2 separate regions of the Homo sapiens genome follow, and region 1 is linked to region 2. A link is an interaction called in ENCODE POLR2A ChIA-PET data of the cell type or tissue named here. Cell type or tissue: MCF 10A. All regions are shown on one strand. Each heading gives the region's core, and the rest is flanking DNA. Links, peaks and the distances in the headings are about the cores only.

Evidence for each region. Peaks named below come from ENCODE experiments on the same cell type or tissue, not always from the same donor. Only the 100,000 strongest peaks of a DNase experiment are listed, where the experiment ranks them.
Region 1: POLR2A ChIA-PET joins it to region 2 with 8 read pairs; 2 of 35 experiments call an interaction of 5 or more read pairs at or near these places.

The regions. Positions count from the first base shown.
Region 1 is chr12:63,959,518-63,967,721 of GRCh38, forward strand. All of the region lies in intron 1 of SRGAP1 (SLIT-ROBO Rho GTPase activating protein 1), which reads left to right. Among named protein-coding and RNA genes, the nearest start is that of SRGAP1, 120 kb to the left of the region's middle. In MCF 10A, for the core only: no CTCF peak of the experiment used is centred there; no DNase peak of the experiment used is centred there.
Region 2 is chr12:64,116,260-64,124,463 of GRCh38, forward strand. The region is part of intron 18 of SRGAP1 (SLIT-ROBO Rho GTPase activating protein 1); the gene reads left to right. All of the region lies in intron 1 of LOC105369798 (a long non-coding RNA gene), which reads right to left. Among named protein-coding and RNA genes, the nearest start is that of KICS2, 100 kb to the right of the region's middle. In MCF 10A, for the core only: no CTCF peak of the experiment used is centred there; a DNase peak (open chromatin) is centred at 4,522.

The DNA of each region.
Region 1 (8,204 bases), core at 1,565-5,564, 160 kb before region 2:
TAGTTATTTTGTGAGGATTTGCTGATAACGTTTCTTTCCAGATTTGAAATCCCTACTTGTGTGAGGGGTTTTTTTTAAACTGTTAATGGGAGCCTTAGTAGATTTATTAGTAATAAACAGTATGTTTTTCTGATTATGATTCTTTTAAATAAGTCTTCCAGTTAATAATAATTACGTTTATTGAAGATCTACACTGTATTGGGCATGAAATAGTATATTACTTAACCCTTACAACAACCATATAATATGCATTCTTATCTCTCCTTTAAAGATGAAGAAACTAGTGTTCTTCACTAGCCTCCCTCAAGGGTCACAAAGCTGGTAAAGTGGCAAAGGAGTGTTGGAACCCAGGTGTGTGAGATGTCAAAGCTCACAGGCTTAATCACTAGACTTTACTCAGATGAATTCATCAGATTTATCTTCTGGCTTTGAAACTTTCAAGTCCTTTGCATTATCCCCTTTTAACTCAGCATTGAGGTGAAGTGAAGGATGGACTTGACCCTGTGGCCTCCTTGTACTATGTGTGCATCCACATCCTTAACTCCTGATGAAAGTTCTAATTAGTGCCTAGACGATGGATCAACTTTTTACAACACCCACATTGTGGAAAATGCCTGCGTGTTTGGTCCAATAGTGGAATCCATTTAAGGTGACATCAATAGGAAAATGACACAGATATTCTAAATCACCAACTGGAATTCCGAGAGATGAATGCTGAAATTCTTACTTTCCTTGTCATTTCCACCAACATCCTTTCAGACTGAGGGTTCCCCTCCGGAGCTTCTGTGGGTTCCAGCTCCATAGTGCTTCCCATGTTTGTCCGTCCTTCTCCTTGCCCCTCCACCGCCAGCTGGTTTTCGGCTTCTCTTTTCTTCTCTACTCTTTCCTTCCAAGGAGCTTCCTCATGGGTTCCTCTACCCCCAGTCTGACCTTGCTGCAGTCATTCTGCTACCAGAGTGATCTTTTTTATGCCACTTTCTTGATGAAAATCCTTCTCTGGCTCTCTCTTGCTTTCTCAGTCTTTTTAGCTCCTATAGCACTCAATAACCTGTGGTAGGCTGAATAATGGCTCCCCCAAAGATGTTCACATCCCTATCCCCAGAATCTGTGAACATCACCTTATATGGCAAAAGGGACTTTGCAGACGTTATTAGGTGAAGAATCTTGAGATAGGGAGATTCTCCTAGGTGACCCAGTGGGCCCAGTGTAATCACAAGGGTCCTTATAACAGGGATGCAAGAGAGTCAGAGGGAGAGAAGGTGATGATGTGACATTGAAGCAGAGATTGGGGTGTGCTTTCAGTCCAGGGCCAGGGGATGTCAGCAGGCTCTAGAAGCTGGAAGAGGCAAGGAATGGATTCTCCCCAACAGCCTCCAGAAGTCGCTAGCCTTCCTGATGCTTTGGTATTTGCCTCTGAAAAATCATCTGGACTTCTGCACTCCAGAACTATAACAGAATAAATCTGTGTTGTTTCAAGCCACTACGTTTGTGGTCATTTGTAAGAGAAGCAGTTGGAAACATATACAAACCTGTAATCATTGATTTTTTTTCCCCACTAGATTTGTGCTGTCAGATATCACGTACATAAGCCACATGTGCCTAGATAAATATAACTTTAATTAAAATTAGAGACAAAAATTTTAAAGTTCCATTTTCTAGCCATACCACGTATCAAGTGCTCCATAGCCACACGCAGCCAGAGCCTACTGTACTGTGTAGTGTCAGCATAAAACATGTCCATAGTTGCAGCACGCTCCATTGGACAGCATGCTTAGGACAGGAGTTGTGCCTTGTCTACCTGGACCTGCCCCTAATATTGGCTAGCATCTCCTCACATGGAATTCTGGAAGCCTCGCCCCCTTCTTTCCTCACCCCCAGCTCTGCTCCTCACTGTGCAGGGCCTTGGATGTGCCTGGAGCAGAGGCCAGGCAGGCCCTGGAAGCAGTCTTGGGCTGTATGGATGGGGGATTCCAGATCGTATATGTAGAGCATACTCTAAATGTGGGGCAGGATGTGGCCTCCATTCCCTTGGCCCTCAGGACTCCTGACCAGGACAGAGCCCCCATTTGCCCAAGTCTGAAGGTGTCCTCTTTGTACCTATCACAATGCCTGATAGTGGGTGGTAGGTGCATAGCATTGTTGAATAAACAAATTTACTGAAAACCCACTCATGCCCTGATTTGTATGAGTACTAGAATTCCACAGAGAATAAAACAATTTCCCTGATTCATGGAGCTTACATTCCAGAAGGAGAAAGAGCTGATTCGTCAATAAATAGTTGTATATTCTAATGTCAGGGAGTGATAAGTGCTATGAAGAAAAATAACCATAGTAATGGGATGGAGTGACGGAGGTCGGGGGCTGGTGGATATATTTTAGATAAGTGGTTGCAGAAAACCTTTCAGGGGAGGAGACATCTGAGGACAGACCTCAATCAAGTAAGACAGGGAAGGTGGAAAGGAGGAAATTAAATGATCTGGGCTCCAGTTTTATCACTGATCTTCAGAACTTCAAGTCACCTAATAGTGTTCTCCCACATTTTCTCCCACTGCTTCCCTCTGTGTGGTTACACTGGGTGCCCATACTGGCTGAGATTTTGCTGATGGTCATTATTTAGATATTGACAATTGTGTGTATATATATCTATATGGTCTTTTTTTCCAAATACAAAATTTCACTGTAATATTGAATATTCCTTTTTCAAACTACATACTTTGGGATGCTGATATATGTCCTCTACTTCCCAATAAGAGTGTCCACTTTTTACAATGTAGGCTGCTATTTAAATTCTAGTTTAAGGAGACTTTTATGCTAAAACAATACTTAAACAGTGCAGAATTACCACTTGTTCTAACTTTTCCCCTTGACCAATGGTTTGGTGATTGGGAGTGAGAAACATTCTTTTTTTGAGACAGAGCCTTGCTCTGCCACCCAGGCTGGAGTGTAGTGGTGCAGTCTTGGCTCACTGCAACCTCTGCCTCCCGGGTTCAAGCAATTCTCCTGCCTCGGCCTCCTGAGTACCGGGGATTACAGGCGCCTGCCACCATGCCAGGCTAATGTTTGTATTTTTAGTAGAGACAAGGTTTTTCCACATTGGCCAGGCTGGTCTCAAACTCCTCACCTCAGGTGATCTGTCCGCTTTGACCTCCCGAAGTGCTGGGATTACAGGTGTGAGCCACCGCACCCAGCCAAAACATCCTGATTTTCTAATTCTCATTATACCCTTAAAACTACTCTATAGAACTGCATTGTCCAATATGGCAGCTACTGGCCCTTCGTGGCTATTCAGGGTTTGAAAGGTGGCTAATCCAAGTTGAATGTGCTGTCGGGGTAAAATGCACAGCAGATTTTGAAGACTTAGTATAAGAAATCATAAAAGCATAAAATTATTAATATTTTATATTGAGTACATGTTGAAATTATAGTATTTTTGTATGTTGAGTTAAAATATATTTTTAAAATAAATGTTACCTGTTTCTTTTACTTGCTTTAATGTAGCTTCTAGAAAATTTAGAATTATGTTTGTGGCCTACATTTATAGCTTATATACTATTTTTGTTTGCTTACTTTCTAAGGGTATATGCCGTGGAGAGAAAATAAAAATGTATGGGATGAATATGTTCAACAACAGCCACAGAGCATAACTCCACAGGAACCACCAGTTAAGAGAGAAGAATCAATAGACAGTGCATTGTTTAGTAGATTAATGAGCTTCTTTTAAATATGAGTGTTACTACTTTAAAATTGTATCTCCATGGCATATTTTTCTTCTTTTTAAGTTTTTCTCGGAACTGAAGTTTTAAGATAGTGTCATCTTTTAAGAGCAAGGTATAATTTTTCAGGACCACTGGGGAAAAGTTTTAGTGAGAACCTTTGTTAAAATAGTAGTATTCATTTTTTAATGTTTTTAATTGACACATAATTGTACATGAGATATTTTGATATGTGTGTACAATGTAGACTGATAAAATCAGAGTAATGGACATAGCTGTCACCTCAAACATTTATCATTTCTTCGTGTTGGGAACATTCAGAATTCTGTCTTCTAGCTATTTTAAAATATACAATAATGTATTGTTAACTGTAGTCACCTGCTGCACTATAGAACACTAGAACTTATTCCTCCAATCTAATTGTAATTTTTTACCCATTAACCAACCTCTCTGTATCACCCATCCTCCCTACCCTTCCCAGTCTCTGATGACCACTATTTTCTTTACTTCTGGGAGAGCAACTTTTTAAGCTCCCTCATGAGTAACATTTTAGAAGTAAAAAAAAATGTTTAAATACAAGAAGATAATAGTATTCAGTATTTCAGAGATTTGTGAGCTCTTTGAAATTTTTCTTAATTAAATCACCCAGTATACCCAAATAGAACTTTGCTGAAATACACAAAATCATTTTTTAAATCAACAGGTTGTCAGAGTAAGGTTGTTTTATTTGTTTTATAAAGAAAATTATGTAATTGGGAACAGCAGAAGTTGCTGAGAGAACAGAATGTATTTTGGTTTGATTTTTTTTCCCCTGGGGAAGTGAGAAAAGAGGAGGAAGTAAAGAATTCTAGGAACCCGCCTTCAGCACCCAGCTTCAGCTACCAGCCGGGTGGCTGTGGGCAAATTCTTAGTCTCTTTTTGCCTCAGTCCTCATCTGTAAAACTGAGATGATAATAATAATACTTATCTAATAGGATTGGTATAGAATTTAAATGAGTTAATTCCTACAAAATAGAATTGTGTCTGACATAATATCCACTCTCTCACATTTAGCTATAGCAATATATGATTATAATTGTTATTACTATTATTAGATATCTTATATTTGAATGAGAAATTTAAGTTTTTGAAGCCTTTTGTCATTCATCCTTTCATCCTTCATGCAACAGTGTTGGGAGTCCACAAGGGTGAGTATTTATTATACCTGTTTTAAGGATGAAGTCACTTGAGCCCTAAAGAGGATTAGTAACTTGCCCAGGGTCACTTAAGTAGTGGCAGAGCTGGGAATCTCATCTAGTATTCTCAATTGACCCTTTCCAGTAGCCTGAGAAGTAGGACTTAATAAACCCCAGAGAAAGCATTACGCTTGAGGCCTATATAACTCCCTAGTTACACTGTGGGTTTTCTTCTTTGAATTACATCCCAAGAACAGCTCACTAGTGGTTACTTGTGGATGGCTTGAGAGTGTGTTCATTTTACCTAAAACCCCAGCGAAGTCTAAATTTTAACATTTCATAGCAGAGGACTAACTGTATTAAAATGATGGTGTCTTCATCCAATTTAACTGTGTTTAAGGCCCAATTCCCTGTTCACTATGTAATATTGAGTCACTTTTGTCCTTTTGTAAAATGAAAATCGTACTACTTTGCTCCCAAATTAAGGATCTGGATCCATTGATCTCGCCTAATTGTTTTCAGATACAGAATCTGTAATCTTGCTTAAATTTAGGCTTATACGGGGAAAAAATACGAGCTTTAGAGCCAGACAAAGATGCATTGAAACCTGGCTCTGTCACTTAACGTTTTGTAGCCTTGGACTAATTAGGGGACCTTTTTGAATCTTAGTTTTCACATCTGCAAAATAGGAATGTTCGAATGTGTGCTTTGGGACTGTTATAAGGATTCAAGGTAAGCTAATAAAGAGCCTGGCTTTTGGGAGGGGCCCAGTGACAGTGGGTATTGATGCTCTGAAAATTCTACCTATATAGACCAGTGGAGTTGTACCTTCCGCACCAAAGACAGTATATGAACACATCATTGGGTTTTGGAAAATCAAAATGAATGTAACCTAGAGCTTTGCGTATTAGAAAAATATTTGAAAAGATATACAACAGGCAAATTTATTTTAAAAAGATATACAACAAAATGGTAAGTGTATTAATAGCTTGGTAATAGAAAATCAAGCATATTTTGGTTACATTTTCTAACTTTTTATGATGCATATGTCTACTTTTGTAGGAATAAAAAGTTATTTTTTTATTTAAAACATCATTTACATTAAAAAAAATACAGTGGGCTGGGTGTGGTAGCTCACACCTATAATCCCAGCACTTTGTTAGGCTGAGGCAGGAGGGTCACTTAAAGCCAGGAGTTCAAGACCTGGCTGGGCAACATAGTGAGACCTCATTGGCATCACAGTGAGACCTCATCTCTGCAAAAAATAAATAAATTTAAAAAAACACAGAAAGTAATTGTACTATGTTAACATATGTGTTCTCTGAATGGGTGATTTCCCTCCTTTCTACTTTTCCAATTTTCTACAATAAGCATGTTTGTATGAATAACGGAGAAGATAAAAGTGCATTTTTCTTTTTTTTTGTTTGTTTGAGATGGAGTTTCACTCTTGTTGCCCAGGCTGAAGTGCAGTGGCACCATCTCAGCTCACTGCAACCTCCGCCTCCTAGGTTCAAGTGATTCTCCTGCCTCAGCCTCCCAAGTAGCTGGGATTTACAGGCATCCGCCATCATGCCCAGCTAATTTTTGTACTTTTAGTAGAGACAGGGTTTCACCATGTTAGCCAGGCTGGTCTTGAACTCCTGACCTCAAGTGATCCGCCTGCCTTGGCCTCCCAAAGTGCTGGGATTACAGGCATGAGACACCGTGCCCAGCCAAAAGTGCATTTTTCATAGGCATAATCACTACCCCAAATGGAATTTGCAGTACATTAGAACTCACAAAAATATAAATTCTTGGGAATGTGGGAAGATGTTTTAGGACCAATAGATATAATAATAATAATACTGATAGTAGTTATTCTTTATTGAGCATTTTCTGTATGAGGCTCTATATTTGAACTTTTTCCATGCATTTTCTAATTTAATCCTCACAACAGGTTAATGAGATTGATTTCAGTTGAGGCTTATGATGATGTAAATTACCCAAGGCAGGACTCAGAACTTAAACTTGTGCTTTCAAAGGAAAAAGAAAATCCTCATTATGTTAACAAAGGAAATCTTCACTTATGCTAAGCTAGGGAAATAAAACTTTCCACAGAATTTATGACCAAATTCACATTGGATCAAGTTTTCTCAGCTGTTAGCTATAATATAAACTTAAACTACCACCCCATATTCTAATTTTTTTTTTCTAGAATTTCTTTTAATTTGGTAACTTGGGGGGTGAGGGAAGGAATGGGGGTGGTTTTAATAGAATATCTTTTTCTTAATTTAGGCTTAAAAGACAGCATAGGAAAACAAGGGGTAGAGGTAACATGAAGGGAGAGGTTTGTTGAGTGGAAATGGGTGGTGATACTGGAAGCTGGTTTTGTGCACTCCAAGTCTGGAGGAAATGGGTAAGTAAATCGGCTCCCCTTCTGTAATGGGTAATGAGCTTGGTGACTGTCTTCCTTTTAGCCTCTGGTTCCCAGATTAGGAAAAGATGTTAGATTAGAGTTGAAGGAAATTTCATATATGAGTATTCATAATGATTAACCCTTTTTTTCCTAAGAATTTCCATATTCACGTCTCATAAGTTGCCTTATGTCCTGAGCTTTTTGATAGGTTGGCTTTATCCTGTCTTTTAAGTGCATTTACTCATACAGTACCCTTCTGGAAGTTTGATATTTATTTTAAAAATTATTTCTGTGAGCCGTTTGGGAGGAGGGCAGGCAGTAGCCTGGCTTATTCATTTTTATATAAAAGCAACTAGCAGGCTGGGTGTGGTAGCTCATTCCTGTAATTCCCCCACCTTGCGGGGCCAGGGTGGGAGGATCACTTCTCCCCAGGAGTTCAAGACCCACCTTGGCAACATAGTGAGGCCTCATTTCCACTAAAAATAAAAAAACTTAGCCACATGTGATGGCATGCACCTATAGTCCCAGTTACTCGGGAGGCTGAAGAGGGAGGATGGCTTGAGCCCAGAAAGTCGAAATTAAAGTGAGCTATGATTGCACCACTGCACTTCAGCCTGGGTGACAGAGCGAGACCCTGTCTCAAAAAGCGCTTAACTAGCAAAAAAAGAGCAACTAGCATGAGTCATATTGTTGGCATTCGATACATTTTTGTTGAACCAGTGGACGAGTTCTTATTGCAGGCAAGGAAACTTTTCCTAGGGTTGGAGTTGCCTGACAAAAGCACAGGTTGCTCTGGGAGATGGGACATTCTGGGCAGGAATGGGCTTGGGGGGATTTGACCCCTGGATTCTTTGTAGGACTAAGTGATGTTTAAGCCTTGTTGTTAAGTGTGAGATTCTGTAATTCTGTTTCTCTAGCATA
Region 2 (8,204 bases), core at 2,341-6,340:
AAAAAAAAAAAAAAAAAGTAGATTAAAAAAAATTCATAAAATATGTGTAAGGTATAAAAAATAACATTACAATGAAAACCAATGAAACCACCACCAAGCTTAAGAAAAAAAGACTTATTGTTTCCTTTGCACTTCCCTGATCTGACTGCTTTACTTACCCCCTCAGGAGTAACCACTATGTTTGTGTTTTTAAATAGTTTCTTGTTTCCTTTTCTATTTTCTTAAATCTTCTATAAGTGGGATCATACTGTATATATTTTTCGTGAGTTTTTTCTACTCAGTATTATGTTCCTGATGTTCATCTGTGCAGTTGCTTGCAGTTTGAACTGTTTATTTTACCACTGTATAATATTCCATTGTATGTATCTATTCCGTTCTTGATGAATATGTCAGGTATTTTCTACTCGTTGCTATTAAGAACAGTGCTGCTATGCACTGTTAGGACATTTTGAACATGTCTTCTACTGAAAATGTACAGGAGTTTCTCTAGGATGTATGCCTAGGAGTAACCGTGTCTTCAGCTTTACTCTATACTGTCAAACCATTTTTATGAAGACAGTTGCTACTTATAGTTCCCCAGAGAAGGGGGCATGCCATGCTATGGGAAGCTACCTGGGGAAGCATCAGGAGGCAGAGGGAGAGTGAAGACTTTGGTGTGCTTTCCACAGGAAGGCATCAGTGAGGCAGGGTAAGCAGCTTTAGGGTTGCCTAGTTGGAATAATTTCAGCAGGCTCTGGGGCATTAGGGGATGTCCCAAGTTGTCTGGTACCTACCTGGCCCTGGGGTGCCGAGAATAGGGCAGCAGTGGCCTGGAGTGGGAGAGCCTGATAATCAGGGTGGTGGGGTGTTGGCTCCAATGGGCAGGTTGGTGTTTGGAAAGTTTGCTTGTGGGTGAGTTGTTTACTATCTCCAGAAATTGGCTAACCCTAGAGGGACTGTCCCTCCAAGGTCAGCAAGGCCCAAGAGGTCAGAAGATAAAAGACATGGTTGATAATGTGTTTATTTATCTTTTGTAAAATTCCTATCAAGTCTTTTGCCCATTTTTCTATTGAGTTTTCTGGGCTCTTTTTGTTTGGTTTCGCTTGGTTTTGTATTTAGTTGTTTTTTTATTTGATTTGTAAGGGTTCTTTGTGGGTCCACATCAGGTCCTTTACTGGGTATATGCTTTGCAGATATCTTCCCCTGCTCTGTAGCTTTGTTTTTCAAATGCTTATTATGTCTTTTGCAAAACAGAACATCTTAATTTTAAAGTAGTTAAATTTATCAATCTTTTCCTTCATGGTAATTTTACTTCGCATCTCCTTTAAGAAATCCTTCTGTGTCTTGAGGTAATAAATAATTCTCCTATATTCTCTTATTTTATTTTATTTTGGTAAGAACACTTAAGTGTACAGTACCTTAGTGTTGACCATAGGTACAGTGTTATACAGCAGATCTCTAGAGCTTGTTCTCCTTGCTTGACTGAAACTTTATTCTCGCTTATTAGTAACTTCCCATTTCCCGCTTCCCCCAGCCTCTGGCAACTACCGTTCCACCCTTTGATTCTATGAATTGGATTCTTTTAGATACCTCATATAAGTGAACTTACATAGTGTTTGTCTTTCTGTGTCTGGCTTATTTCACTTAGCAAAATGTCCTCCAGGTTCATCCATGCTGTCACATATGTCGGGATTTCCTTCTTTTTACAGTCTGAATAGAATGCCATTGTATTTACCTATATTTTCTTTATCTATTCATCTGTCCGTGGACATTTAGGCCATTTCTACATCTTGGCTATTGTGAATAGTGCTGAAATGAACATAGGAGTGCTCTTCAAGATCCTGATTTCAGTTATTTTGGATAAATACCCAGAAGTAGGATTGTTGGATCACATGGTAGTTCTATTTTTAAGTTTTTGAGGAATCTCTGTGCTGTTTTCTGAAGCAGATGTGCCATTTTGTGTTCCCACCAGCAGTGTACAAAGGTTTTAATTTCTCCACATCCTTGGCAACGCTTATCTTTTTGTTTTTGTTTTTGTTTTTTGTTTTTGAGACAGGGTCTCACTTTGTCACCCAGGCTGGAGTGCAGTGGCATGATCTTGGCTCACTGCAGCCTGGACTTCCCCGGCTCCAGTGATCCTCCCACCTCAGCCTCCCAAGTAGCTGGCACTAGAGGCACATTCTACCACACCCAGCTAATTTTTTGTAGAGATGGGCTTTTGCCGTGTTCCCCAGGCTGGTCTTGAACTCCTGAGCTCAAGCCATTTACCTGCCTTGGCCTCCCAAAGTGCTGAGATTATAGGCATGAGCCATTGTGTCCAGCCAACATTTGTTACCTTTTGTTTGTTTTGTTTGTTTCCTAACACAGTGGGATAACCTCATATGTGGTTTTGATTTGCATTCTCCTGATGATTAGTGATGTTCAGCATTTTAAAATATACCTGTTGGCTGTTTATATGTCTTCTTTGGTGCCTTATTTATTTATTTATTTATTTATTTATTTAGAGATGGAGTCTGTCTGTCCTCCATGCTGGAGTGCAGTGGCATGATCTCAGCTCACTGCAACCTCCACATCCTGGATTCAAGTGATTCGCCTGCCTCAGCCTCCCTAGTAGCTGGGACTACAGGCATGGCTAATTTTTGTATTTTTAGTAGAGACAGCATTTCACATGTTGGTCAGGCTGGTCTCAAACTCCTGACCTCAAGTGATCCGCCCACCTCACCCTCCAAAAGTGATGGGATAACAGGCATGAGCCACTGCATCCAGCCCCATATATTCTTTTAAATCCTTTAAGGTTTTGCTTTTCACACATAAGTCTTTATTCCACCAGCAATTTATTTGGGGGTATGGGATGAGGTAGGGATCCATTCCCTTTTTCTTTATATGGATATGTAATTGTCGCAATTATCTCAGCATTAATTGTCCTTTCTCCACTGCTCTACATCTTTGCCATAAATGAAGTATCTTCTTTGTGTGAATTTCCTCCTGGGCTCTATTCTTTTCTACTAGTCTACATGTCTATCCCTATATCACTGTCCTAGTTTTGATACCTTTTAATAAATCTTAATCGTTCATAAAGCAACACCTCTGCTTTGTAATTCTTGGCTCTTTGCAATTCCACTTAAATTTTAGACTCAGTTTTTCAAGTTCTTCAGACAAACAAAACCCTCTAAAGCCCAACTGGAGTTTTGATTGCCTTTGTATTAATTCTACCTATATTAATATGGGGAGAATTAATATCGTTACAATATTCAATATTCCAGTCCATGAACATATTTCCAGTTATTTAATGTCTCCCAAATAAACTTTTTATTCTTTCTCTGTAGAGATTTTTTTCATTTTCTAACTTAAGTTTAAGGCTTAGCATTCATTTTCAACACTTTTTACTTTTTAATATAAACATTTAAAGCTGTCTGTTTTCTCTAGTACTTCTTTAGCTATATGCACAAATTCTTTTTTTTATTTCTTCAGCTGTAACTAATCTGCTTTAAGCAGATCCATTGAATTTTTATTTTTAAATATTATTTGTTTCTTTTTTTTTTTTTTTTTTTGGCAGAGTTTTGCTTTTTTTGCCCAGGCTGGAGTGCAATGGTACAATCTCAGCTCACAGCAAACTCCGCCTCCCAGGTTCAAGTGATTCTCCTGCCTCAGCCTCCCAAGTACCTGGGATTACAGGTGCATGCCACTATGCCCAGTTAATTTTTGTATTTTTAGAAGAGACAGGGTTTCACCATGTTGGCCAGGCTGGTCTCAAACTCCTGACCTCAGGTAATCCACCCGCCTCAGCCTCCCAAAGTGCTGGGATTACAGGTGTGAGCCACTGTGCCCAGCCTTTAAATATTATTTCTTTCTACAAGTTGTATTTGATGTGCTTTTATATCTGCTGCTTGATCATTTTTTATAGTCTCTGGCTATTTATTCATTAGCGCTTCCCATCAGAATATGTGTCTGATAATTTCCATATGTCTTCCCAAATTTGTTTTGTTGGCTCTCACTCATTGAGTCTTATTTTCCACTGTGTTTGTAAATTTTGTACAGATTTCTTGGAACTTTAGGCTCAGTGGAAGGTAGATTCTTCCAGAGAGGGTTTTCATGTACTTCTGCCTGGGTTACAACCAGCCTAGGACAACATTGAATTTTTGGCTTGAAGTTTTTCAAACCACCCAGGTAGTGCAAATTTAAACTGCAAACCTACCTGAGAACTGGAATGTGGATGGGATTCTCAGATGATTTGTGTCAAGGTTTAAGATAGGTTATTTCCTTAATGGGGGTGGAGGGCAGGGGAGATGGTTACAATCTATGGAGAGGTATTGAGAGCTACAAGGGGATAAGATTTCTAGAACTAGATGTTCTAGAACTAGAAGTGTTGTAGAAAGTTCTAGAACACTAGAGTGAAGTTCACTCTGAAACTGAGGGTGTAATTCTCTGAGGGTGGGGAGGAGGGGAAGAGGCTTAGATTCCCTAACACTGGGCAAGCCCTGGACTTAATCTCCTATGAAAAAAAATTAAAAAGCTTAAGGTGACCAGGCTAGAAAAATGCCCTCAAGGCAAAATCTGACTCATGTTCTAATGTTCTGCTTACCTCTCTGGGTTCCCACTTTCATTCCATTTTGGTCTTTAGTATTCTTTACTGTCTTGATAGCTTATTAATGCAATTACAAAGGTTGGTTGTTTGCTTTTAAATCCAGCATTTTTTGTTCATTCTAGCAGGAGGGTAATTAAGGTATCTAGTGTCCACTATCTGCTAAAAAAGAAAGCTTCTTTGTGTCTTTTTTTTTTTTTTTTTTTCTGTGAGACAGGGTTTCCACTCTGTTGCCCAGGCTGGAGTACAGTGGCACAATCTTGGCTCACTGTAGCCTCAACCTCCTGGGGCCAAGTGATCCTCCCACCTCAGCCTCCTGAGTAACTGGGACCATAGGCATGCACCACCATGCCTGGCTAATTTTGTATTTTTTGTAGAGACAGGGTTTCCCTATGTTGCCCAGGCTGGTCTCAAACTCCTGGGCTCAAACGATCCTCCTGGGATCCAAAGTGCTGGGATTAGAGGCATGAGCCACCCACGCCCCGCCTTCCTTGTGTCTTTAAAAGTAAAATCAGTTGACATTTTCTGAACTTAATTTACAAGACATCCTTTAAAGTGAGAGCTTCTATTTCTAAAATGTTGCTCTTTTTTTATTTTTATTTTTTTTCTTTTTCTTTAGAGACAGGGCCTTCCTGTGTTGCCCAGGGTTGTTTCAAACTCCTGGCCTCAAGCAGTCCTCCTGCCTCAGCCTCCCAAAATGCTGGGATTGCAGGCGTGAGCCACCATGCCCAGCCTGTGATGTTGCTTTTGAAAGTCTCTGAGTCCTGCCTCTGCCACCATCCTTTCTTTTGGGTTTCTTTGTTTCTCACATGGTTTATTTCTTTTTCACTGCTGCCTTCTCTTAGGTGTTTCCCTGCTTTCCCCAGTAGCCAGAAAAGCCAGGACAAAGCCCAGCCATCTCTCTTCCCAAACATGAATCTCACCATCATGCCATCTGCCTTTTACCTCTTGACTATAAGAGAGCTTTGCTGAGTGCTCTGTGTTTTAGATAACATTTTGACCATGTTCACCTGATTTTTTGGAAAGAAAAACATTGCTTACAAAGGACAGATATTCTCACCCGCAGCCAACCTCCAAAATCCTATAACTAAATTAACTAGAGTATCAATTATCCTTTGATTGCCGAGGTATTGTATTTTTTCTCTGTCATGGATCACTAGAGAGAGTAGCTTTTGTTTCTGAAAGACAGGCTATCACAGAACAAAACCATTCTCTGCAAGGACAGTGGGTAACAGATCTAGGAGGAAAAATGTCAGCAACAGCAAGGTTCCAAAGAGAAAGTGTGATCACATTTTATATAACATTACAAGAAATGGAAATATAAGATTTGACAGCACCAGGCAGTCAGGGAATCAGCTGTGTTGAATTGTCTTCCCTTTTGCACAAAATTATATTACCCATGCAGGAAAACTAAGTGATCATGTTGCACTCTCACTATTATTGTTATTGATAGCAGCAGTAGCAGCATTCTATGAAGTCTCTGCAGGACCTTGAAGTACTGTGAGGCTTTCTATATGAAAGAGGCACAGTGTACCATGCCCTGAGATTGATTTGCTCTGCAATGACCAGACTAAGATGTGTGTAAATAGCTTATTGATTGACACTTGACTGTGAAATGGCTCTCACAGGAGTAGAAAGAGTAAAAATAATGAAATTGCTGAGAATTACTAGTTGATGTACTAGGATTGCCAATAAAATGTTCTGCTGATTTATCTGGTCATCCTGTCATAACCTGACCACATTTGAATAAATAAGCAGAGTCTGATAATCCTGTTGCTTGTTTCAAAAAAATAATAAGGCCAGGCCCAGTGGCTTACACGTGTAATCTCAGCACTTTGGGAGGCCGAGGTGGACGGATCACAAGGTCAAGAGATCGAGACCATCCTGGCCAACATGGTGAAACCCCATTGCTACTAAAAATACAAAAATTATTGGGGCATGGTGGCACGTGCCTGCAGTCCCGGCTACTCGAGAGGCTGAGGCATGAGAATCGCTTGAACCCGGGAGGCAGAGGTTGTGGTGAGCCAAGATCACGCCACTGCACTCCAGCCTGGGAACAGAACAAGAGTCTGTCTCAAAATAAAATAAAATAATAATAAGAGGAGATGATCATAGAGGTCGTGATTGTGCAATTATAATAAAATATGTATATATCTGTTGAATAGTTTTAACTATGTTGAATGGCCAGCATTGACAGTGTGTGATTGAATGTCATTAAAGAATATTAATGGTTCTGTCTTTATTTCTGTAACATAAGTATATGTAGACTGTATACTGTATCATGTGTTGGTATCTTTTAATTTTTGTAAGTAAAGCCAAATACAAATATGTGGGTGTGTTCACACAGGAATTTGCAAATTACATGTCCTGAAGTTCTTGTAAATAAATTAGCATGCCACGTCTGTAGTCCTAGCTACTTAGGAAGTTAAGGTGGGAGGATCACTTGAGCCCAGGAGTTTGGGGTTACAGTGAGCAATGATTGTGCTACTATATCCGGCATGGGTGACAAAATGAGACCCTGTCTCAAAAAAACAAAAACTAGCATGTCTTCATTCTTCCATGGGGTGTTTATTTCTTTTTCATAGGAATAACTGGGGTACATATTTGGGTATCTGTCATCTCAAGTCAACCAGGATTTATTCTTTAAGTTTTGAACTATAATGAGATCATTCCCTTTAAATATAAAGTTATAGTCCCTCCTCTATGAAGCAGACACATAGATGTTTAATAAAGCTGCTATTTATATTGTTTTGGTAAAATATAATTTGGGGGAATACCAGAGTGTTAACATATAATCTAAAAGTTTTATTCAATTGCTAAAGGATTTATTTATTTATTTATTTATTTATTTATTTATTTATTTATTTTTATAGAACTGAGGCCTCACTGTGTTGTTCAGACTGGTCTCCAACTCCTGGGCCACACAGTGATCCTCCTGCCTTGGCCTCCCAAAGTGCTGGGATTACAGGCGAGAGCCACTGCACCCAGCCACTAAAAGATTTAAACTGTTGTTTTAAACATTATCCTTACAACTACTTTGTTGGGAAGCCTACTGTGCAGATTATAGTGTTGTGGTTCTGCAATACAAAATATTATTCGCCTCAAACATTATCCACTAGAGACCAGGCACCTATAATCCCAGCACTTTGGGAGGCCATGGCTGGAGGATTGCTATGTTGCCCAGCAGTTTGAGACCAGCCTTGGCAATGTAGCAAGACCCTGTCACTGTTTAAAAGAAAAAAAAAATTATCCAAAGCAAAAAGAAGGGGCATTTTTCTTTGTCTTTATTTAAAATGTTTGGCTGAAATTTGGCCAGGGCCTTTATATAATAAGGTGAAGCCTAAGCTTTTTAATATGTTTGTTGGTTTTTATGCTTTCGCCTTCTATGTCCCAGAGAATTTTGAATATATCAAATGAGAAAGAAGCCCAGCTGTCTGTCCAAGAATTTCTCATGCAATGATTATAAGTACAATGGCTATTGCAGTAAACTTTTGGAAGAATAAACTCTTTTAAATGGGAAGGTTTGCTACCAAATAGAAGACAACTTCCCGGGGAATTTTTGAGATAGGCAGGTTTTAATCTCTTCTGTGTACACGTATTCTAGAGTATTTGGAAATGAATGCATGCCCAGTTTTTAGCAAAT